Linked DNA regions of Homo sapiens: region 2 is linked to region 1. Evidence: read pairs that join two places in POLR2A ChIA-PET (ENCODE). Cell type or tissue: B cell. All regions are shown on one strand. Links, peaks and the distances in the headings refer to the core of each region. The heading gives the core; the rest is flanking DNA. Region 1 holds the start of LOC124902726 (a long non-coding RNA gene). Region 2 overlaps DDIAS (DNA damage induced apoptosis suppressor).

The links. Peaks named below come from ENCODE experiments on the same cell type or tissue, not always from the same donor. Only the 100,000 strongest peaks of a DNase experiment are listed, where the experiment ranks them.
Region 2: POLR2A ChIA-PET joins it to region 1 with 9 read pairs; 15 of 35 experiments call an interaction of 5 or more read pairs at or near these places.

Annotation. Positions count from the first base shown.
Region 1 is chr11:83,134,019-83,146,178 of GRCh38, reverse strand. LOC124902726 (a long non-coding RNA gene) reads right to left here and starts at 1,114. Exons shown (of 2, transcript XR_007062803.1): 1 at 1,005-1,114. It also overlaps the pseudogene BCAS2P1. RefSeq lists an enhancer at 4,736-4,815. In B cell, for the core only: no CTCF peak of the experiment used is centred there; a DNase peak (open chromatin) is centred at 4,908.
Region 2 is chr11:82,920,809-82,932,968 of GRCh38, reverse strand. It overlaps DDIAS (DNA damage induced apoptosis suppressor), which reads right to left. Exons shown (of 6, transcript NM_145018.4): 4 at 4,031-4,192; 5 at 2,695-2,812; 6 at 1-1,237. Among named protein-coding and RNA genes, the nearest start is that of DDIAS, 25 kb to the right of the region's middle. RefSeq lists a silencer at 7,942-7,991. In B cell, for the core only: no CTCF peak of the experiment used is centred there; a DNase peak (open chromatin) is centred at 7,948; H3K4me3 peaks cover 756 bases; H3K27ac peaks cover 2,256 bases.

The DNA of each region.
Region 1 (12,160 bases), core at 3,044-7,043:
AAAGAAAATGTATTGAATTTATAAATGCAATTTAAGTGTTTAAAGAAACTCAATTAATTAAGTTGAAAATAGGTTTGTTTGATAAAGATTTATTTATTCAAATTGAGTTGATTGAACATTAATAAGGTAAATTTAAATATTTTACAATATAATAATAATAAAATAATTAGCTTTATTTTAATTCAAAGTCCTTCAATTGTCATCTTAATATATGGAATATTAATTTTTTAAAACTCGTGAAAAGTCTTTCCTATTTATAAAAACAATTCTAGGGCCAGGTGCGGTGGCTCATGCCTGTAATCTCAGCACTTTGGGAGGCTGAGGCAAGCGGATCACTTGAGGTCAGGAGTTCGAGACCAGCCAGGCCAAAATGGCAAAACCCCATCTCTACTAAAAATAGAAAAATTAGCCAGGCATGGTGGTGCACACTTGTAATCCCAGCTATTTGGGAGACTGAGGCAGGAGAATCACTTGAACCTGGGAGGTGGAGGTTGTAGTGAGCCAAGACCATGCCATTGCACTCCAGCCTGGGCGACAGAGCAAGCAAGATTTCATCTCAAAAAAAAAAAAAAAAAAAATTCTAGAACAGTTTAAAAATTCTCATTAAAAAAATCCTTTGTTGAGTCAGATTAGGTAATACAAGTTATAGGTATCTCTTATTATTTGAAAATAACATATCAATTTTTTTTGTTTAAATACAACAATAATCAGCATGTTAAATAATCCAAGCTTCAGATACATTCCTGACAACCTGATATTCTTCACTTGAAACCATCAAAGAACTTGGAGGCTATGTAGTGTACTGTGGGTTCCTATTTCTTTATTCTGCAGCCAGAGCCGTCATTCTAAATATCTGCGGCAAAAACTTAAAAAAAATTTTTTTTTAATTTTTATCCCACACTACACTGATGTAGTGCTGCAAAAACTTAAACCCCTCTACAGCTTCCCATTGTCCCCAGTATCAAGTCCCAAATCCCACAAGGTACTACTTACTCTGCCCTTACCTATCCCTTAAATCTCAGGAAGCCAGTCTTCCTTGGTTCTCTCTCTATTCCAGCCACATTAGCCTCTTTTTCACTAGGGCTTTAGCCATGCCATTTCCTCTGCTTGGACTGTTTCCCTCCAGCATTCCCTCCCTGAAACATATACTTGATTATTGTCACTTTCCCAAAAAGGATTTTCCTGATACTCCAGACTTAGTGAGGGACCCCTGGGTTTAAGTTTTTGAAAAAACTTAAAAGAAATCACTTCTCTTTGTCATAGGTTGTTTAGGCAACCTTAACCCCTCCCTTCTGAAGTAAAATATATTTCAGTTGTTTATAGTATTTTGCTATTATAAACAATGACCCAACTAACACCTTTGTACATTAATCTACTACAACAGATACTGTGGGTGCCTCACTGATAGTCCCTTGGCACTCATTGTTTCCTTAAGCATAGTGAAATCTTTACTTTGACCACCTGTGACTATGCCTTAGGCTTTCTCAGTGGTAGGAGAGAGCTTGGTCCACAGGTGGGTAAGGCATTAAGAACCCCCTCTCCCCAGCAGCCCACCATCCAATGATGGATAGGAATTTGTAAATATCCCAACTTCCTTGGGTAAGGCACCGCTGAGGCAGTTTTTTTTTTTTTTTTTTGAGACAGAGTTTTCCTCTTGTCACCCAGGCTGGAGTGCAATGGCGCGATCTCGGCTCACTGCAACCTCCACCTCCCGGGTTCAAGTGATTCTCCTGCCTCAGCTTCCTGAGTAGCTGGGATAACAGGCACCCGCCACCACACCCGGCTAATTTTTTGTATTTTTAGTAGAGACAGGGTTTCACCATGTTGGTCTGGCTGGCCTTGAACTCCTGACCTCAGGTGATCCACCCGCCTCAGCCTCCCAAATTGCTGGGATTACAGGCATAAGCCATCGCGCCCGGCCTGAGACAAATTTTATATAGTCTCCTTGAGTGGGATTGAGCCTCAGTTTCCCACATTAGTAACCTTGCATTGTGTATGGTCTTCCTTCCTTTCACTTTCTCATTTCCCTACTCCTTCACCAGTGATTCTGGGGTCACTGTCCAAATAAACTACTTATACTCAATGCCTTGTCTCAGCGACTGTTTCAGGAAGAACCCGGCCTAAAACACTGTATTTGCCTATTTAGAGTCACTCAATAATTACAAAGGTGGAATTGCTAGTTCAAGGGTTAAGCATTTTAAATTTTGATATATGCCAAATGGCTGTCCACAAAAGTTGGTGTAAGAGGCTGGACACAGTGACTTATGCCTGTAATCTCAACACTTTGGGAGGCCAAGGCAAGAGGATCGCTTGAGCACAGGAGTTCAAGACTTGTGTGGGCAATATAGTGAGTCCTTGTATCTACAAAAAATTAAAAAATTAGCCAGGTGTAGTGGTGTGCACCTGTGGTCCCAGCTACTCGAGAGGCTGAGGCAGGCGGATTGCTTGAGCCTGGGAGGTCAAGGCTGCAGTGAGCCATGATTATGCCCCTGCACTCCAACCTGGGCAACAGAGCAAGATCTTGTGTCAAAAAAAAAAAAAAAAAAAAAGTTGGTGTAAGAAATGCCTATTTTGCAAGGACTACAACATTTTTATTATTTAAATGTATATTCTATTTTATTTCATATGGGATTTGAGACACATTTCTAGGGTTGATCAACTGTTAGCCAAATTACTACTAGCATCTTTTGGTAACCTGTTGAGAGAACAAAGGCTTTGAAGTCACAGAAACCCAGGTTAGAGTTCCACGTCTTACTTTTTAATTGTGTGTTAATATGACTTCTTAACTATGTGACCTTGGCAAGTTATTAATATCTCTAAGCATGAGTTTCTTTATGTCTAAAACAAGCAAAACAAACAAACAAAAAGCAATATCATACATTATTTGAGGAATAAATGTGATGATATATTTTAAAAGTAAATAATGAAACTTACTATAGTGCCTGGCAAGCAGTTAGAGCCCAATACATGGTAATTATTATTGTAGCAAAAGAACAATGACATTCATATTCATGTCCCATAGTACTAAGGACAGTAACTAGGACCTAGAAAATGCTCAAATGTTATTGAACTGAATTACCTAGTCTACACAGTTATTGTAGAGATCAAATGACAGAATGTGTATAAAAGTATTTCAAAAAAACAGAAAATATTGGAGAAATGTGGTGCTACCTCTCCCCTACCAATGAGTCAAAGCCTCAGTTTTTATTTTTCAGGAACAGTTGGCTAGATATGTGTCCCTCTTCCTGTTTCTCTCTAAAATCAATATTTTGAGGCATTTTTAGACTTCACTGTGTGAAACTACCATTTCTCCACCTATCCTGCTTGCAGCTGCCCCACTTACCTGTCAGGGGCAACTGCCTTCAGTGTGGAATCTTACTGCCAATCATCCTCAATCAAGCTCCTCTAAGCCAGTGGGTTCGTGCCACAGGCAGTCATATTGAAGCCAAGAGTATACAGTTTTGATTTGGACATTTTGAGACAGTCTAAATTTCAAATATTCTGATATTTTATTTTATTTTATTTTATTTCTTTTTGAGACAGAGTCTTGCTCTGTTGCCCAGGCTGGAGTGCAGTAGTGTAATCTCTGCCCACCTCAACCTCCTCCTCCCGGGTTCAAGCAATTCTCTTGCCTCAGACTCCCAAGTAGCTGGGATTACAGGCATGCAGCAACACACCTGGCTAATTTTTGTATTTTTAGTAGAGACGGGGTTTCGCCATGTTGGCCAGGCTGGTCCCGAACTCCTGGTTTTAAGTGATCCACCCACCTCGGCCTCCCAAAGTGCTGGAATTACAGGCATGAGCCATCGTGCCTGGCCTATTCTGATATTTGAAACCGATTTTTGTGAATTCTTATAATCCTTTTCATATAAATTTACTATTATCAATGTATTCGTTCTATCCTTGGATTTTTGTTGAATACCTATTATGAGATAAGCACTGTTACAATGTTGAACAAGACAGACATGATCCTTGTCCTCAAGAGGCAAGCTCTAGATGTGGTTTAATTTTTATGTTTTTGTAAGACTTTTCTATATGAATAAATTCACAAACTGGAAAAAAGTTTTTCAAAGCTAGTGTCCAGATTTTTCATTTGTAAAAATATGGCCACTTTAGCTGTGGAGAGACATAAAGAACAGTCCTCTCAGAAAATAGAGGAGGAAGAAAGAGAATTTTACTTTAAAACCAGGCACTTTACTTAAATTATCTAATTAAATCATAACAACTTGTGAAGAAAATGTTCTTATCTCCATTTTAAGAACTGAGACTTAGGCTAATAGTCTTGCCAAAGTCTACCACTAACAAATGCCATTACTAAAATTAGAACCCAGTGTTTCCTGGTTCCCCAACCAAAGCTTTTTCTCCAACTCCATTCTACCCCAAAGCAAGCAACCAACTATTAAGCCAGATAAGTATTATGAAATGTTACTTACAATGGGTGGGATACAAAAGAACATGGTTCTTAAACATGAGGGCCTGACATCTGGTTGAGACACAAAAATAACATGAACTAAGCTAAGTGACTTCAAACATATTAAGAGTTCCTGGGAAATACACATGGGTATATTGAATAGTTCAAGGAAGTTTTCATAGAAAATACATAAATTGCCCTAAATTCTCCCAGGCATCTCTATTTCCCATGCCACTAGGTGATTTCTCTGATCACATTGTATTCCATTTGTTCTCTTGTCTTTCTTCTCTCCCAGAATGTAAATTCTGTGAGGTCAGAAACCATGTTTGTGTATCATTAACCTTGTGGCCCCATAATCTAATGCAATGCCTACTTCATAATAGATAGTAGGAGTTTGAGAAAAGTTGAACTAAAGTGAGATGTCACTTGAGAACTGGGTATGAAAGCATGATTTAAGATTAACAAGAGAAGAGCATTCCAGGTGGCGGCACTAGTGGAGGAAAGAAATGAGGAAGTAAGATCGAATGTGGTATGTGTGGTAGTAGTAATCTGGATGGAGCAGAGGTAGAAGTCTGAAAAATTGAAGGCCATAGCTATTCCAGTGTTGATGGGGCCACCTGTGAGCTGGAAGGGAAGACTTCCCAGTCCAGAAGGCAAACTTGAGAACTTATAGGCCCCATAAGGGAAATGGGAAAAGGTAGCCACAACCATCGTGAGAACAGAAGCTGTAGGAGCACTGGAGAAACTTGCAAAGTGCTCATGATCTCCCAACAACAACACAGATTCTGTGTACAGCCAGCCCAGAGGAATCGGACTATGGCAACTGCTTCATCAATGCTGCTAGACTGCATTCCAGGGCTGAGTTAATGATCCCGTATTTCCATTTGATCCTACGTATAGCTCTGGGTGAGGTCCGAGAAAACATCCCTGAGTGCTAAGGGTAGCAATTAGAAAGCACCCCTCCTGGCCGGGCGTGGTGGCTCACGCTTGTAATCCCAGCACTTTGGGAGGCCAAGGTGGGCAGATCACGAGGTCAGGAGATTGAGACCATCCTGGCCAGCATGGTGAAACCCTGTCTCTACTAAAATACAAAAAATAGCCGGGCATGGTGGTGCATGCCTGTAGTCCCAGCTACTTGGGACGCTGAGGCAGGGGAATCACTTGAAACCTGGAGGCAGAGGTTGCAGTGAGCCGAGATCATGCCACTGCACTCCAGCCTGGTGACAGGGCAAGACTCCATCTCAAAAAAAAAAAAAAAGAAAAAAAAAGCACCTCTTCCATTGCAATCTTCCCCTGTCTCTTCATACACCCTTCCCACTAAATCATGACTGCCCCTCAGAACTCAGAATCCATTGGCTGAGTTGTTAAATTCTTTAGCCTACTAGAGCAAATCAAAGTAAGACTCAAAAGATCAGAGCAAAACAAAATGAGTGTGATGCTGTTTCTTTCTTTTTTTTTCGTTTTCTTTCTTTCCTTTTTTTTTTTTTTTTTTTGAGATGTAGTCTTGCTCTGTCGCCCGGTCTGGAGTACAGTGGCTCGATCTTGGCTCACTGCAACCTCCGCCTCCCGAGTTCAAGTGATTCTGCTGCCTCAGTCTCCCAAGTAGCTGGGGTTACAGGTGAGCCACCATGCCTGGCTAATTTTCATATTTTTAATAGAGAAGGGATTTAGCCATGTTGGGCAGGCTGGTCTCGAACTCCTGACCTCAAGTGATCTGCCTGCCTTGGCCTCCCAAAGTGCTGGGATTACAGGCATTAACCACTGCGGCCAGCTATGTCTCTTATCATACTCTGAAGAGACACAATTTTGAGAGGCTGAGAGGAGGAGTCTTCCACATGCTGGAGCCATTTAGCCCAAGTTTCAAGGACAAAAAGGCCTCAGATTTTGGCTGTTGTTTGGCGTAGAATTTTCAAAGGGGAGGGAAAGGCCTTATTGTAAATATTAATACTAAATACATACGAATCCCTATGACAAGCTATGTCAAAGGGAAGAAGACTGATTCAAGAAGACTGACTTCAAAATTTGAAAGCTGCTCCAGCTTCACAGAGGCTCTTTCAAGATCTAAGAATGGAGAGCAGACCAAAACTACTGCATATTTATCTACGTGCCTCGAGAACTGGGAGGAGAATTTTACGGGGATTATTGTTGTCTTAAAAAGGACAAACTCTCCACTTGGACAGTTTTAAATTTGTTCTTGCCTAATAGTATAGTTTACAAAAAGAGCTTTTGTCCACAGTTGTTGACTTGAGCTTCACAACAGCCCTGTGAGGTCTTTATGTCCCAATTTATAGATGAGGCGTCAGATGTTCAAAGGGGCTACGGTTGCTGGGTAGGAAGCTCCAGGACTGGGACCAGAATCCAGGTTGTCCTTCTCTTGGTGCAGCGCAGCTTGAGCTTTTATTTCCCACTAAACATGTAATCCAAAAGTGCCTTTACAGTTTTTATTTCCCACTAGCAGATTCAAACCACATCCTCAGATCTGTGATCTTACTAAGAACTTGGCAAACATACACCGAGTCTGACCATTAGCCAGGCATTAGGCTAGGTCCTAAGAACACAGAGTTAAGTAAGTCATATACTTTACCCTTCAGGTCCCAGAATCCAGTCTAAGAGGCAGACATACAAACAATTAGTTGTAATGTAGCATGCTAAGTGCTATAATTCAATTAAGAATTGGATATAGAGTTGAGTAAAAGAAAGATCGGCTCTACTTGTGGTGACTGGGGTAGAGTCTCCTGGAGAAGGTGATGATTAAGGGAAAACTTTAGAAATAAGTAGTAGTGTGTCTGGTGGGCAAGGGGGAAAAGACATTCTTGGCAATATGAACAGTTCATGCAAAGGCATAGAAGTATAAGACAGTATGAATTCAGTGTTTCATTATACACTAATGGGTGCAAAAGTTATACTTCCTAATGTGACTCTTTTGAATCAGCAGTGCCCACTCCTTGCAGTGCAAACTGCAGTTTGCAGTTCCTGGCACCATTCATTTATTTAGAAAATATTTACTGAACCCCTACTATATGGTGAGCACTGTTCAAGGAGCTGGGGATACAAAAAGCCAAGAAAAGTCCCTGTCCTTAAAAAGTCTAGTGGGAAGAAACAGGCAGTAAAAAATAAAAAATAATACGTTAGGGGTTGATAAGGGTTTTGTAAAGAGGTACCTGCCACCACCACAGAGAAGATCAGCTCTGGAAATACATTATTCAAGATTAGTTTGGCTACACATAACAGAAAAATCCAATACAGGAGAGACTTACACAATGCAGAATTTATTTCTCATGTAAAAGAAGTCTTGAGATAGATGGTTATGGCAAGTTATCAGACTATCAGAGGCCCAAGCCCCTTCTCTCTAGTCCACATCCTTAACAGGTGGCTTTAATCCTTATGTTCCAGGACAGATGCTGGAACTCCAGGAATCCTATCATCATCTAGACAGCAGGATGGAGAAATAAAGAAGGGTGGGCCTTCTTCCTTTTAAAGAGATGTAAGGATCGGCCGGGCGCGGTGGCTCACACCTGTAATCCCAGAACTTTGGGAGGCTTAGGTGGGCAGATCATGAGGTCAGGAGTTCAAGACCAGACTGGTCCACATGGAATACAAAAATTAGCCGGGCGTGGTGGTGCACGCCTGTAATCCTAGCTACTCAGTAGGCTGAGGCAGGAGAATTGCTTGAACCCAGGAGGCGGAGGTTGCAGTGAGCTGAGACCACGCCACTGCACTCCGGCCTGAGTGCAGAGAGATACTCCGTCTCAGGAAAAAAAAAAAAAGAGAGAGATGTAAGAATCATATATCATTTCTAATTGCTTGTGGCCCTACCTAGCTACAAGGGAAACTTGAAGAATAGGGTTTTTCTTTGTTATCATTTTTTGTTATTATTATTTTTTAAGATGGGTAGCAACGGGCCCAGCTAAAAATGAACATTCTGTTACACAGGTTATGTTTTGCATCTAGTCCTCTTTCTGTCTCACAGGTCTTCCTCCTCTGTATTCCTTCTTTAATTATCCTATGCCTTCTCCCTGCCTGGTGCTAATTATACTATTTTGACTCTTTCTGATTTGGGTTCTACCTATCCAAAAGACAACACTTCACTTCCAACCTCTTGATCTAGAACTAAACACTCACTGACTCTGAAACTGTCCTCATGGGGTGAGCTCCCACTTTGATCTATTTCTATCCTGGGAACAAGACAGTCCAAACTTCATAGAAATTCACAAAATCTCAAGTGTAGAGAGCTCATGAATAATGATGAAAATTTACTTTAAAGATCAGCATTCTTCAATTTCAGACTAATGACTAATTTCAGAATTTTGGTCATCATTTTGCATTTTTACTATTTTATTTCGAATCTGCTATTAATTGGAGTGTCCTGCTGGTCTTTTTTTTAGATAGTTTAATTCCAGGTGTCAGCTAATAATAATTTTAAAAACCCATAAATACTTCCTCAGGCTTAACAATCACTGTCTTGGTGTTCCCTGCTGAAGGTACTGATAATGAATCCAATAAATAAGTCCTGGAAACAGGGAGGCCAACCCACGCACAATTTCTGATTATCAGATAAATATCAATGCATATGGGGTAACCACAAATCCTAGGAGAAAAACTTTGCATGCTAAGCAAAGATCGAGCATTTCTGAGAGTTTTCTCTTTTATGGTTGGTTTTTGTGGGCAGTCTGTGTAGTCAGTAGCTACAACTTCCACAACCAAAGCTGTTCATTTTTTCTAAAAGTAATACAATGATTTAAGGTTAACAAATCCTAAGATCATAATTATTTTATTTCTATAGAGAAACCACCATTAAAACTTCAGTATTTATATACTTAGAACAGAATTAGTAGAATTAGTTTCAATATGGTCCCAACCACTTTGTGTGACTTCAGGCAAGTTACCTCACCTCCTAAGCCTCAATTTTCCAAATAAAATAATAGTAATAATAATCATATAATCCTATATCAGATGTGTCTCCATTTTTTATTTAGATGGATGGCTTCCATAGGTGTATTAGGCCAAAGTATCCAAAAAGAAGGTAAAAAGTCCAAATGACAATAAACAAGAAGGGAATATAAAGCTAAATTACCTTATACAGCAAGATAACTCATTGAGAACCTGGGTGTACATTATGCAATCAATTTATCTTTAGTGATACACTCCGTAGGTGCTTTGCACAATGTGGACTACATTGTAACGAGGGTCTTCTCTACATAGAACCACCAGTTCACCTGGCATATTGGTTTACAAATGCAGATTTCTGGCTTCCACACTGGATATTTTGATTCAGTTGGTTAAGAAGACAACTTTGGAATCTATATTTTAAAAGTGTATCCAAAAGATAAAAAAAAAAAACTTTTCTGGGGTAACTTTTAAAAATTATTTTGCATTATAGCTTTGTTTTGTTTTCTAATTTTCCACGTTGACCATGTACAGTATTAATTTTTTGAAAGGGAAAAGAAAAACCGATATTTTATTTTTATTAAAAATAAAGCTTTCAGGGCACAAAAAGGCAAACATCACATGTTCTCACTTATTTTCGGGATCTAAAAATGAAAACAATTGAACTCACGGACATAGACTGTAGAAGAATGGTTACCAGAGGCTGGGAAGGGTACTGGGGGCTGGGTGGGTTAGGTGGGCATGGTTAATGGGTAAAAACAGATAAATAAGAAGAGTGAATAAGACCTACTATACGATAGCACAACAGGGTGACTATGGTCAATAATAACTTAACCGTGTATTTAAAAATAACTAAAAGAATGTAATTGGATTGTTTGTAACACAAATGATAAGTGCTTGAGGGGATGGGTACCCCATTCTCCATGATGTGTTTATTTCACCTTGCATGCCTGTTTCAAAACATTTCATGTATATCTACTATGTATCCACAAAATTAAATTTTTTAAAATATATATTTTAAAAATATTATTAATTAAATAAAGCTTCCAGGTTATGTTCTGGAAGAATAGTTTTTGGCTATGTCCAGTGTAGAGTTTAATTGACTCCCTCATTCTCTTAGGTGCTAGAGCAAACTTAGTTACTTTTTGAGAATACTCTGTAGCCATATCTGCAGGGTACACTTTTGGTCTCTCCCCTCTCAGATTAATCTCAATCAATTGACAGGTTTGACATTATTTTCTGAAAATTGCAAGATCAGATCAAGACTTGGGCCCCAGTGGGTCATTTCACCATTAATCTAAAAGCATTAAATGACTAAGGTAGGTTTAAAGTAGATGAAATAGGGGAAAGGTAGAGGGATTAAGGTTCTCGATTAAATGAAACAGATAAGAATAATACATAATGTGTATAAATTAGTGTTTTCCACAATACTTACTTAGAAATTATGATTTAACTTATTAACAATAAAAAGTATATATAGTTCCAATTATAAGTTAATACACACACATTAAATACAATTTGGAAAATACTGAAAAGAACAAATTGATTGGTTGCCTATAGACTACAAACCAAAAACAACCACTGTTGCATTTCAGTTCTTTCTTTTTTTTAACCGTCAAGCTAGACATTTTTATTTTCCTAGGGTATACAAATAGAATTACTACAACCATCCACACAGTCTATTATTTCTTTTTTTAATTTTTTTTTTTTTTTTTTTTTGAGACGGAGTCTCGCTCTCTCGCCCAGGCTAGAGTGCTGGAGTGCAGTGGTGCGATCTTGGCTCACTGCAAGCTCCGCCTCCCGGGTTCACGCAGTTCTCCTGCCTCAGCCTCCCAAGTAGCAGGGACTACAGGCGCCCGCCACTGCGCCCGGCTAATTTTTTGTAGTTTTAGTAGAGACAGGGTTTCACTGTATTAGCCAAAATGGTCTCGATCTCCTGACCTCGTGATCCACCCGCCTTGGCCTCCCAAAGTGCTGGAATTACAGACGTGAGCCACCGCACCCGGCCCACACAGTCTATGATTTCTAAACATTTAAATATCAATGGTTTCTGGAAGATGCTGTTATCCTTCATAGTTCATTGAAAGTTCACATCCCTTCTGTGAAAGCCAAACTTTTCTTCGACCTATAAAATTTTTTCAGAAGTCTCATGGGATGTTTTGTTTGCTTCTCCATATTGATCCTTAATGTGATAGATTTCATTTTCTTTCTTTCTTTCTTTTTTTTTTTTGTGAGACGGAGTCTCGCTCTGTTGCTTTGTTGCCCAGGCTAGAGTGCAGTGGCGCAGTCTCGGCTCACTGCAACCTCCACCTCCCAGGTTCAAGCAATTCTCTGCCTCAGCCTTCCGAGTAGCTGGGATTACAGGCACCCGCCACCTTGCCAGGTTAATTTTTTGTATTTTTAGTAGAGACGGGCTTTCACCATCTTGGCCAGGCTGGTCTTGAACTCCTGACCTCGTGATCCACCTGCCTCGACCTCCCGTAGTGCTGGGATTACAGGCATAAGCCACCGCACCCGGCCACATAGATTTCATTTTCTAGTTGAACAATAGTCTGTTCAATCTCATAATTCTTACTGACCAGGGATACCCAATTTGACTCCATTTCTCTCAATTTAGATCCAGCGAGTTGCATGTTCTTTCTCTGCCCGTTAAACTCTTGAATATGTTTTCTTTTTATTTATTTATTTATTTATTTACTTTTTATTGATCATTCTTGGGTGTTTCTCGCAGAGGGGGATTTGGCAGGGTCATAGGACAATAGTGGAGGGAAGGTCAGCAGATAAACAAGTGAACAAAGGTCTCTGGTTTTCCTAGGCAGAGGACCCTGCGGCCTTCCGCAGTGCTTGTGTCCCTGGGTACTT
Region 2 (12,160 bases), core at 5,536-9,535, 220 kb after region 1:
AAGACAGAGCTGACAGGTAAGGATTCGGTAAAAAATATTCTGACATATCTCTTCCATTATGATTTACAGAGACAGCCTCTACTTTGTTATCTGGTTGTGACTCCTTTTCAACACTAGGACTTAGATTTCCTTTACAGTTGAAAAGGAAGTCATCTTTGCTACAGTTTGCTTTGACTATTACTTGTGATGATCTTAAAGCTATAGGTGGTGTATGCAGGGCTCCAGTAGTTCTCTGGGGAGTCACAGATAACCTGCTGTGGTCTGCATGAAATTTATCAATGTCATTATCTACATGATGTTTCCTACTACTGACATCTGCCTGGGTTACAGCAATCTCACTTTCAAGAACTGCCAGAAACTTGTTCAGGCTTTCAGAGAATGGCAGATCATCCCAAATTTGAGGGTCACCATCCTGGGAACTGCTGGCTGTCTCTTCAAGTCTGAGTAACGAAGGTGGACAACATGCAGATCTCTTCTGAAGGCTAGTTGGGGTATCTATACCATGATGCTGAAAACATGGTAGCTCATGCTGGGACCTATTTTTAATTTCCACTGCACTGTGGAAGGATTTTGTATTACTTGACTCAAGGGGCTCTCGCATTTCCAAAGAGAATAAATTAGAGTCATTAACTCCAATTTCATGATGACTGCTGTGAACTGCACTCAGCTCCTTAGCTTGTAAGCCAAGTTCTTTACCCAACTTTTCTGCTGTACTCTTTTTATCCATATATGAAACAAGGCTCCATGAATCCTGAATGGGATCATGGCAGCTACTGGAACCAGTGGCCTCTGCAATGGAGATGGACTTTCTGTTCTGCTGAAGAGTACCAAAGGCCTTACTTTGTTCTGAAGCTGAAAAATCATCATTATCTGTTAGTTGTGAAACAATGCAAGTGAATTCAAGTGATGGCTGCCAGAATTTTGAAAAAGTATCCTTGCTGCAGGACTTGAAAAAATCAGAAGTGCTGTCAGAAGTATATATGCTGCTGAGATCACTATTTGAGTGATCTAAAGCAAGTAAGTGATTGTTAGGTGCCTGAGAGTCACACTGAAGTTTCCTGAAATTAAAAGTCTGCAAAAGTTGATGGAAGTAGTCAATGACAGTAAAGCCTGCAATACCTGGGTCTGGTAGAACAATCTGGCAAGCCACTAGTGCTTTGGCTTTTCTTTTGTGGTCAGAGCATTGCTGTAAGAAGTTACTGGCATCTGAACCTTGTCCAGGTTGGTTTTCAAAATTCTGTGAAAGAAGCAAAGAAATTTAAGTAAGAATAAAATTGTCTTCCATTTACTTAAACATGAAACAGAAATTTAGCCAGGCACAGTGGCTCATGCCTGTAATCCCAGCACTTTGAGAGGCCGAGGCAGGCAGATCACTTGAGCCTCAAGAGTTTGAGACCAGACTGGGCAACATGGTAAAACCTCTCCTCTAAAAAAAATACCCCCACAAAAATTAGCTGGGCATGGTGGCGTGTGCCTGTAGTCTCAGCTACTCAGGAGGCTGGGGTGGGAGATCACCAGAGCCTAGGGAGGTCAAGGCTGCAGTGAGCCATGATCTTGGTACTGCAGTCCAGCCTGGGTGACAGAGTGAGATTCTGTCTCAAAAATAAAATAAAATAAACAGATTTAAAAGGTTAAAACAGATACAACTATTACCTCCATCCCCCAATTCCAATTTCGATTCTGTTAGTTTTATAGGCAAAGTAGCATATGTAAGAGAATATAAACCTTAGAGTAAAGAGCTTGTTTAAACTGATTTGAAGAAATCCTAGTTCCCGCATTTATTAATAGTGTTGAGACTTTGGACAATTTATTTAACCTGAGTCTTCTCCTTTATAAAATAAAAATAAAAATAAAAATGCAGGATTACTGTTTAGTAATAAAATGGAAAACTGCACAGTGCTTAGAAAATAGCAGTGGCTCAATAAATGGCAACTATCATAGTTCTCTTTAGCTAAGGAAAGAGAGGAGGGGAGGGGAGGGGAAAAAGGGGAGGAGGAAAAAGAAGAGAGGAGAGAAAAGGACTGTCTACGATTTTAACAAGTAAAGCTCTGTAGCCGTTGATTCTACCTTCCCTTTGGATTTTTCTCACTCTTCTGTTGTGGAGTCCTCTTTTAAAACCCTGATTCCAGTGTGGAAAAAAATGTCTCTTTGTTCCCTTTAGCATAGATGAGACAGAAAACTATTACTCCTTCAAAGTCAAAGGAGTAACTTCTTTTTTTTTTAACTTCTTCTACAGTCACTTTTATATTTAAGACCATCTTTCTTAATCTAGTTTTAGTATTCTTATCAATACTCAAGATACTTTGCCTTCAGTGTTCCATTATTCTCTTTTATAGAAGACAGAATTAAAAAGCTAGAGAATTGGTGGAAGTTTTACTATAGAATTTGAACAAAATCCGGAGGGCAAAATAAATACTAAATACCAAAAACAAATATCTAACATTTCTAAATATATAATAAATTTATATTTTTAAGCTCTGAAAGCATTTGAAGTAGGCTCCCCTGACTTTCGAAAGAGGAAGTTGTCACACATGGTGTTTTAACAGACCACCTATAGGCTATTTTTACATAGTTTAAAGTGTTTCTACAGGCCTTCACATGTACAGAACTCCTAACAACTATTTAGAAAATTCACATAATTCATTACAATGGAAATGTTAACAGATTATTAAAAAGAAAGCTAGTCTCAATTACCGTCACTCCAAAAATAAAGCTTTGTCCAACAAAGCAAGTTTCAACTGCTTTAGTTAATAGATTCTGAGTTGTATCATTGTCCAGTGTTTCTGGAATTTTATTAGGATCCTGAATGTACCTTGATTGGAAAAAAAGTAAAAAATGTGAAGCAATGAACTTTGAAATTTTACTTGCCATAAAGTCAGAGACACAATTAATTTGAAAATGCAGCATGAACCTTTTATAGAGGAAAAAAAGTGACTTTAAGAGCCAGGCAGTTTGTTCTCTCTAGTTTCTCATAGCACAGAAAAATCAACAAAACCAATTGATCAAGTGGGAGTAAAGTAGTTACCTGCCTAACCATCAGGCCCGGCAATGATTATAAGGAAAAATAAAAGTGGCAGTGGGAATAGTGGTGGCATCTCTAGCTCTTCACTTGAAAGCAGGAAAAAGTCATCCCTTTTCTCTGATAAGCCTGGTTGTGGTCCCTTTATTGTCTCAAGCACAAAAATGTGGACATAGATTTCTTGCATGTGATTAGGGGAGGAGGGCAGAAGACTGAGGGGGAAGAAAAGCTTTTTTTTTTTTTTTTGAGACAGAGTCTCGCTCTGTCTCCCAGGCTGGAGTGCAGTGGTGCAATCTTGGCTCACTACAAGCTCTGCCTCCTGGGTTCATGCCATTCTCCTGCCTCAGCCTCCCGGCGTAGCTGGGACTACAGGCGCCCACCACCATGCCCAGCTAATTTTTTGTATTTTTAGTAGAGATGGGGTTTCACCGTGTTAGCCAGGATGGTCTCCATCTCCTGACCTTGTGATCCGCCCGCCTCGGCCTCCCAAAGCGCTGGGATTACAGGCGTGAGCTACCGCGCCCGGCCAAGAAAAGCTTTAATTGCTTATTCTTATATTCTCAGGACAATGTCGTAAAAGGTCAAACTATGCAAATTAAATTGCAATACAGATAAAAAATAAAATTTCAATTTCTGAAATGCAAATATTCCCTCAAATAGATTCTTCTGCCTCAGGGGAACCTAACTGTTTCAATGCTAACCTCAATTTGGATAATTCTTCAATTTGAAATGATGTTACTTTCTTAGCCTCTATTTCTGTAACTTGGATTAGAGATTTATAACTTAATATTCTAATTACAGATTAATTACCCTAAATAAAAGGAGACTGTTTTAATATCATCATAATATGTATTCAGGAAATAAACATCTTTCTTACTTGCTTGTCTTTTAAAGGAATTGACAATCTGGGGTTGAATGATTATCTTTCTACAAAAATGCATATTGCCTTATAAACTTGTATCTTCAAATTCTAAGGGCAGTCAGGAAAAAGGATGTTTTAAGTATTCTTACCTGTGCAAACCAGTGGCAGTAAGACCAAAAAATGTATCTAAGCAACTTCCAAATACAGTAATAACAAACAATTTGTTTGATTCTGCAACTTTTAAGGAAAGTTTGTATCTGTAATTGGCATTTCCAGATTCACCAGTAGAGCCACATTTTGGACAATTAGACCTAGAAAAGTGGTGGAAAAAAGTGTGGAGATGTTCATTAAATGTTTTTCATATGATGAAAAATCCAGAACAGTAAAAATTTAAAATAACATTTTGTGTATAAATGCTCCTACACAACTCAAATTCTTCTTAAACTCTTTCAGATCAACTTATTTTAAATTTCTCTAGTCAGAATAGTTAGCGTTACTGATTTAAATTAAACAGCCCCAAGTTGATAGAAATACATACCAAATTGATGGAAAACTAAAGGAGAACTGTGCATGAAAGAGAGGACGAAAAGGCCGGGCGCGGTGGTTCACACCTGTAATCCCAGCACTTTGGGAGGCCGAGGCGGGTGGGTCACCAGGTCAGGAGATTGAGACCATCCTAGCTAACACGGTAAAACCCTGTCTCTACTAAAAATACATAAAAATTAGATGGGTGTGGTGATGGGCACCTGTAATCCCAGCTACTTGGGAGGCTGAGGCAGCAGAATGATGTGAACCCGGGAGGTGGATCTTGCAGTCAGCCAAGATCGCACCACTGCACTACAGCCTGGGGGGCAGAGTGACATTCCGTCTCAAAAAAAAAAAAAAAAAAAAAAAAAAAAAAAAAAAAAAAGAGGACAAAAAATAATCTCAAAATATTTAATACCTATTTATACACAAAGCACTTAATTGCATTTTTCTCACCATAATGAAAATTACTTTCTTTAATTCATTAGACTATGTTGATAACTTATCAGATTATAAAATTTGATATGAAAACCATGCAATTTAACTTGTTTTTTTAAGACAGTATGTAATGGTGGCTAAAGGCTTTCTAGTCAAAAAGTACACATCTACATGGCAGTGTAACTCTATTGCCATGTACTCATTGTCTGACAGTTACTAAATTCTTGAGTTCCTCATCTATGAAGTCCAGGGCTGAAGAAGGATTAAAATAGACAAATAAAGGGTCTAGTGCAAATACTGTGAAATTAGTGTTAGTCTGCTTCTCCCTCATAATTATATCAAGTATTGTGATAATTACTGTCACTTGTACTGTTAACTTCTCTTCTAGTTTGCAATGTATTATAACTCTGATTTCTATCTTTCAGGTTCTTAATGTCCACCCCTCAGTTAGGTTAACTTTATTTAACAGACAGAATAGTTTAAAAAATTTTTTTGAAATACAACAAGCACCTAAAAACATTTTATGGTAATGGCTAATACTAGAATTTTGTTTTTTCTTCAGATTGCTAAAGATCTTAAAAAAGAGTGGCAAAAGGCAAACAGAAAGCAAGGTGAAAGATGGTTGTATAAATTTGATTGTTGCCAGATGGCCACTAGGGGGAGTCTAAAATCTGTAGCTCTGAAAGTGACTCACCTTTATTAGATCTGTGCTGTTATTCTTCTGCCATACTGAGGATAGATCTATACCAACCCATTCATATAATCCTATACAAATCTGCTAGAGTTTGTGCTGTAGGTTAGCCATAGAATGAATTAAAGGTAATTGACTCACTAGGGGATAAAACTCCATTAGTACCAAACTCTAGGGAAATGAACTGTTTAAAATATATATTGGAATTTCTTTAAAGGCTATGCAATAATGCATACAGGTTTAATGTAAAATTCCTAGCAAAACTTAGACTAATATGCATTAGCATTCAGTTTACAAATGTTTTCAACATACATTATTTCATTTTTATAGGTAAAATTTACAAATGGGGAAATTAGTTTGAATTTTTATCTGAGATGACAAAGTTGGTAAATATATGACCCAAACCCAAGACTGTGAACTCGTATCATGAAGTTCTGATATTATGATATGATAACAGTGGGACCAAATGGTTAAAATAAAGAACTGCTTGCAATGACAGTATCAATAATAGCCTCAAAAAACTATGTCTATTAGTGTTCATGCATTTACATATTAAACTATATATATTTTTATAAAGTACATATGTATAATGAAGATATTTATTTATATAGTTTTCTTTAATCCTTTTAGGAACGATGCTGGATTAAAATAAATGTTAGTGTGGTGTAATACAGATTAGAGCTTCTCAAACATTAATATGTATACAAATCATCCAGAGATCTTGTTAAAATGAAGATTCTGATTCAGGAAGTCTGGGATGAGGCCCAAGATCCTGCATTTTTAATAAGCTCCCAGGTAATACTGATGCAGATGTACCTTAGGCCATACTTTGAGAAACAAGGATATAGACAACATATTCACATCACCGTCCCGATTTAACTTCTAGAGGCACCCATATTTCTAAAATGTCATTTGTTACAGAATAGCAGTTTTCAAACTTTTTGGTTTCACACTCCTTTAATACTCTTAAAAAATTATTGAGAATATCAAAGAGTTTTGTTTATGTGAATAGTATCTATTTTTTTTATTCAAAAATATTTACTTGGGCCAGGCGTGATGGCTCACACCTGTAATCCCAGCACTTTGGGAGGCTGTGGCGGGCAGACCACTCAAGCTCAGGAGTTCGAGTCCAGCCTGGGAAACATGGCAAAACTGTGTCTCTACAAAAAATACAAAAATTAACGAACGTGGTGGCATGCGCCTGTAGTCCCAGCTACTTAGGAAGCTGAGATGGGAGGATTGCTTGAGCTCAGGCGGCAGAGGTTGTGGTGAGCTGAGATTGTGCCATTGAACTCCAGTCTGGAGGTGACAGAGCCAGACCCTGTCTCAAAAAAAAAAAAAAAAATTACTTGCCAAAGATTGAATATATTCAAGGTATACAACATGGTGATTTGAAATACGTCTACACTGTATAATGATTACCATAGTCAAAATTTTTTTTTTTTTTTGAGACAGTGTCTCGCTATTGGCCAGGCTGGAGTGCAGTGGTGCAATCTTGGCTCACTGCAACCTCCACCTCTTGGGTTCAGGCGATTCTCCTGCCTCAGCCTCCCGATTAGCTGGGACTACAGGTGCCCGCCACCACACCCAGCTAATTTTTTGTATTTTTAGTAGAGGCAGGGTTTCACCGTGTTAGCCAGGATGGTCTCGATCTCCTGACCTCATGATCCGCCCACCTCGGCCTCCCAAAGTGCTGGGATTACAGGTGTGAGCCACCGCACCTGGCTACCATAGTCGAATTATTTAACACATCATCCATTACCACTCAAGCTGTACATTAGATCCATAGAACTTGTTTATCTTATATCTGTCTATATTTCTTTTTTGGTTTGTTTTCAGACAGGGTCTCATTCTGCTGCCCAGGCTGGAGGACAGTGGTGCTATCATAGCTTACTGTAACTTCAAACTCCTGGGCTCAAGAGATCCTCCTGCCTCAGCCTTCTGAGTAGCTGGGACCACAGGCACATGCCACCATATGTGGCTAATTTTAAATTTTTTTGTAGAGATGGGGGTCTCACTGTGTTGCCCTGACTAGGCTTGAACTCTTAGGCTTAAGTGATTCTCTTGTTTCGGCCTCCCAGAGTGTTGGGATTACAGGCGTGAGCCATCACACCTGGCTTCTATCTACATTTCTCATAAAACGAGAAATTAAATGAAAGTGAGAAATTAAAACTGAGAAATCAAAAAAATATTAATTCATTAAAAACAGACCCTTTACATGGTTAACACAAAAAACATACTTTTATGAAAAATAGTTATGTTTTTCAAATTTTAAAAATTAGTAAGAAGAGACCAGCATTGTTTTACATTTTGCAAATCTCTTTAATGTCTGGTTTCATAAAAAGACAGCTGGATTCTCATATCTGCTTCTCTGCTCAATCTGTTGTGATAGTACGTGTTATGTAGCCTCTGGGAAACTCCATTATGCACTCATGAGAGACTGAAAGTGAAAAGGCAAATAATGCCTTAGAATTATGAAAATAGATTTGAGTTCAAGGAGCCTCTGAAAGGATCTATCTGAAATAATAGCTGTAATTTGCTATCTTTTTTGTTTGATCCCAGTTAAAAAAATACCAAGTTTCATTTGTTTTTTTTTTATTTTTATTCATTTATTTTTTTGAGACAAGGTCTTGCTTTGTTGCCCAGGCTGGAGTGCAACGGTATGATCTTGGCTCACTGAAGCCTTGACCGCTCAGGCTCAAGCGATCCTCCCACCTCAGACTCCTGAGCAGCTGGGACTACAGGCACATGCCACGATGCCTGCCTAATTTTGTTTATTTTTGGTAGAGGATAGGTTTCACCATGTTGCCCAGGCTGGTCTCAAAATCCTGGACTCAAGCAATCCTCCCATCTTGGCCTCCCAAATGCTGGGATTGCAGGCATGAGCTACTATGCCCAGCCTCATTTGTTTATTTTTCTAGCGTACTTATATTTAGCCCAGATGTAGAAGAACTGGTGAGATAAGTAATCCTTAATGTTTTCTTAGTCTTGAAAACCTTAAAAAATCTGATGAAAGCAATGGACTCACTCTCTCCCCACAAAAAACAGATATGAACACGATATTCTACATATCTTAGGGACTGGAGGAGTCATACATACCTATAATGTATCCACAGATTCCAGCTTAAGAATATCCTGACTATATGATTATATAACATCCCTTTCCAAGTTTATAGACCCAGATTAAATACACACAAAGTAATGAGACATATTTTAAAAAACATATCTCTTAATGCTTCCACATATCACTTCCCCCACAAAGTAAGAAAACTATGATCTATATGTGTGAAATTAAATTTGACTTGCTTAAGTAAATGATATAAACTTTTTGGGTAGTTGGGAATGGGGGAGAGGATAGGTAGCCTCTGAGCGATGAGTCCTATTTTAAGATAGGAAAAGAAAGTTATTAGTGTTAGAAATGGATTTCTAGGCTAAAAGGAATTATGGGTCCCATTAGTCACCCAGAAGGGCAATTTCTATGTAGATAGCTTGTCTGGATAAATAAATCCCTTCTCCAGCTTATAATCTGGGGAGAGTACAGACATACACTATTGTGTGTGTATGTGTAGTTACTGCTTCATATGAAGGACCGAACTAACTTTGTACACATTTTTTTTTATAGATGTATGTCTATGTTTGTATATTTACATAATGAAACCCCCTTTCAAATGAAATTTAACTTGGAACACTAATATAAGGATGAGAATAGAGATCTTGTTGAAACTAACGTGGGGGCCCTAGAGTCTTACCTACTACTCAGCACTAGGTACTATTACTACTCTAATCCCATCTCCCTCCATAAGCACTTCCATGGAGCCCCAAGGCTCTGCAGAATACCTATAGATTGAAAACTACATTCAATCTACTGATCTGATCTTGGAGGTAAGAAAGTTAATTCCATAAAGCACAAAATACTTATTATGATTATAGTCACTAAAAATTTCAGGTTCAAAGAAAATATTTAGGGACGTCTCTCTGTTCTTCAGCATCTCTAAGATCTTCTGCAAAGGCAAGAGCATGGAACTCCTCTGTCATAAGCTTGCAGTGCTATAGCAATGGGGAAATGAACATGAGGAATTTCTGTTTCCTGTGTTGGCTTACAACTGATTCCAAGTAAGAAAAAGGGAAAGCAAAAACAACAGTAGAAAAGATAAGCACCAGGATTTAGATCATCATGGCGGATGGGAGGCAGGATTAGATTGCAGCTCCAACTCGGACAAAGCAGCATGTTGGGGCTCGCACTATGAATTTTAGCTCCAGAACAACTGCAAGAACAAACCAGGAATCCCAAGAGGACCCACAGACCCTCTGAAGGAAGTGGACTGCTCCTGCAGGACCTGGGAGACACCCCAAATACTGTGTGGTATTCAGGGCCGAGACACCCATAAACGATTCACATCACAGGACTCTGTGCAGACAAACCCTGAATACCACCCCGGAGCCAGACAGACTGGCTGGATGGCTAGACCCAGAAGAGAGATAACAATCACTGCAGCTCGGCTCATAGGAAGCTACATCCATAGGAAAAGGGGGGAGAGTATCACATCAAGGGAACATCCTGTGGGACAAAAGAATCTGAACAACAGCCTTCAGCCCTAGACCTTGCCTCTCTGACAGAGCCTACCCAAATAAGAAGGAACCAGAAAACCAACTCTGGTAATATGACAAAACAAGGCTCTTTAACACCTCCAAAAAAAATCACACTAGCTCACCAGCAATGGATTCAAACCAATAAGAAATCCCTGATTTACCTGAAAAAGAATTCAGCGAGGCACCAGAGAAAAGCGAAGCCTGACGCAAGGAAATCCAAAAAACAATACGAGAAGTGAAGGGAGAAACATTCAAGGAAATAGCATAAAGAAAAACAATCAAAACTTCAGGAAACACTGGACACACTTACAAAAATGCAAAATGCTCTGGAAAGTCCCAGCAATAGAAATGAACAAATAGAAGAAAGAAATTCACAGCTTGAAGACAAGGTCTTCAAATTAACCCAATCCAACAAACACAAAGAAAAAAGAATAAGAAATTATGAACCAAGCATCCAAAAAGTCTGGGATTATGTTAAACAGCCAAACCTAAGAATAATCGGTGTTCCTGAGGAATAAGAGAAATCTAAAAGTTTGGAAAACATATTTGGGTGAATAATTGAGGAAACCTTCCCCGGCCTTGCTAGAGACCTAGGCATCTAAATACAAGAAGCATAAAGAGCATCTGGGAAATTCATCACAAAAAGATCATCACCTAGGCACACTGTCATCAGGTTATCTAAAGTTAAGACAAAGGAAAGAATCTTAAGAGTTGTGAGACAGAAGCACCAGGTAATCTATAAAGGAAAACCTATCCGATTAACAGCAGATTTCTTTGCAGAAACCCTACAAGCTAGAAGGGATTAGGGCCCTATCTTAAGCCTCCTCATGCAAAGCAATTATCAGCCAAGAATTTTGTACCCAGTGAAACTAAACATCATATATGAAGGAAAGATACAGTCTTTCTCAGACAAACAAATGCTGAGAGAATCTGCTACTACCAAACCACCATTACAAGAACTGCTAGGCTGGGCGCAGTGGCTCATGCCTGTAATCCTAGCCCTTTGGGAGGCTGAGGCGGGTGGATCACCTGAGGTCAGGAGTTTGAGACTAGCCTGGCCAACATGGTGAAACCCTGTCTCTACTAAAAATACAAAAATTAGCTGGACGTGGTGGTGGGTGCCTGTAATCCCAGCTACTCGGGAGGCTGAGGCAGGAGAATTGCTTGAACCTGGGGGGGCGGAGGGTGCAGTGAGACGAGATTGCACCACTTCACTCCAGCCTGGGCGAAAAAGCGAAACTCCGTCTCAAAAAAAAAAAAAAAAAAAAAAAAGAAAGAAAGAAAAAAACTGTGAAAAGGAGCTCTAAATCTTGAAACAAATCCTGGAAACACATCAAAAACAGAATCTCTTAAAAGCATAAATCATGAAGGACCTATAAAACAAAAACAATTTAAAAAGCAAAAACAAAAAAAACAAGGTACACAGGCAACAAATACCACAATGAATGCAATGGTACCTCAAATCTCAATACTAACATCGAATGTAAATGGCATAAATGTTCCACTTAAAAGATACAGAATAGCAGAATGGATAAGAACTCACCAACCATCTGCTGCCTTCAGGAGACTCACCTAACACATAAGGACTCACATAAACATCAAGTAAAGGAGTGGAAAAAGGCAGTTTGTGCAAATGGACACCAAGCAGGGGTAGCTATTTTTATATTAGACAAAAACAAACTTTAAAGCAAAAGCAGTTAAAAGAGACAAAGGACATTATATAATGATAAAAGGCCTTGTCCAACGAGAAATATCACAATCCTAAACATTTATGCACCTAACACTGGAGCTCCCAAATTTATAAAACAATTACTAATAGACCTAAGAAATGAGATAGACAGCAACACAATAATAGTGGAGGACTTCAATACTACACTGACAGCACTAGACAGGTCATCAAGACAGAAAGTCAACAAAGAAAAAATGGATTTAAACTATGCCTTGGAACAAATGAACTTAACAGATAATATACAGAGCATTTCATCCAACAACCGCAGATTACACATTCTATTCAACAGCACATGGAACTTTCTCC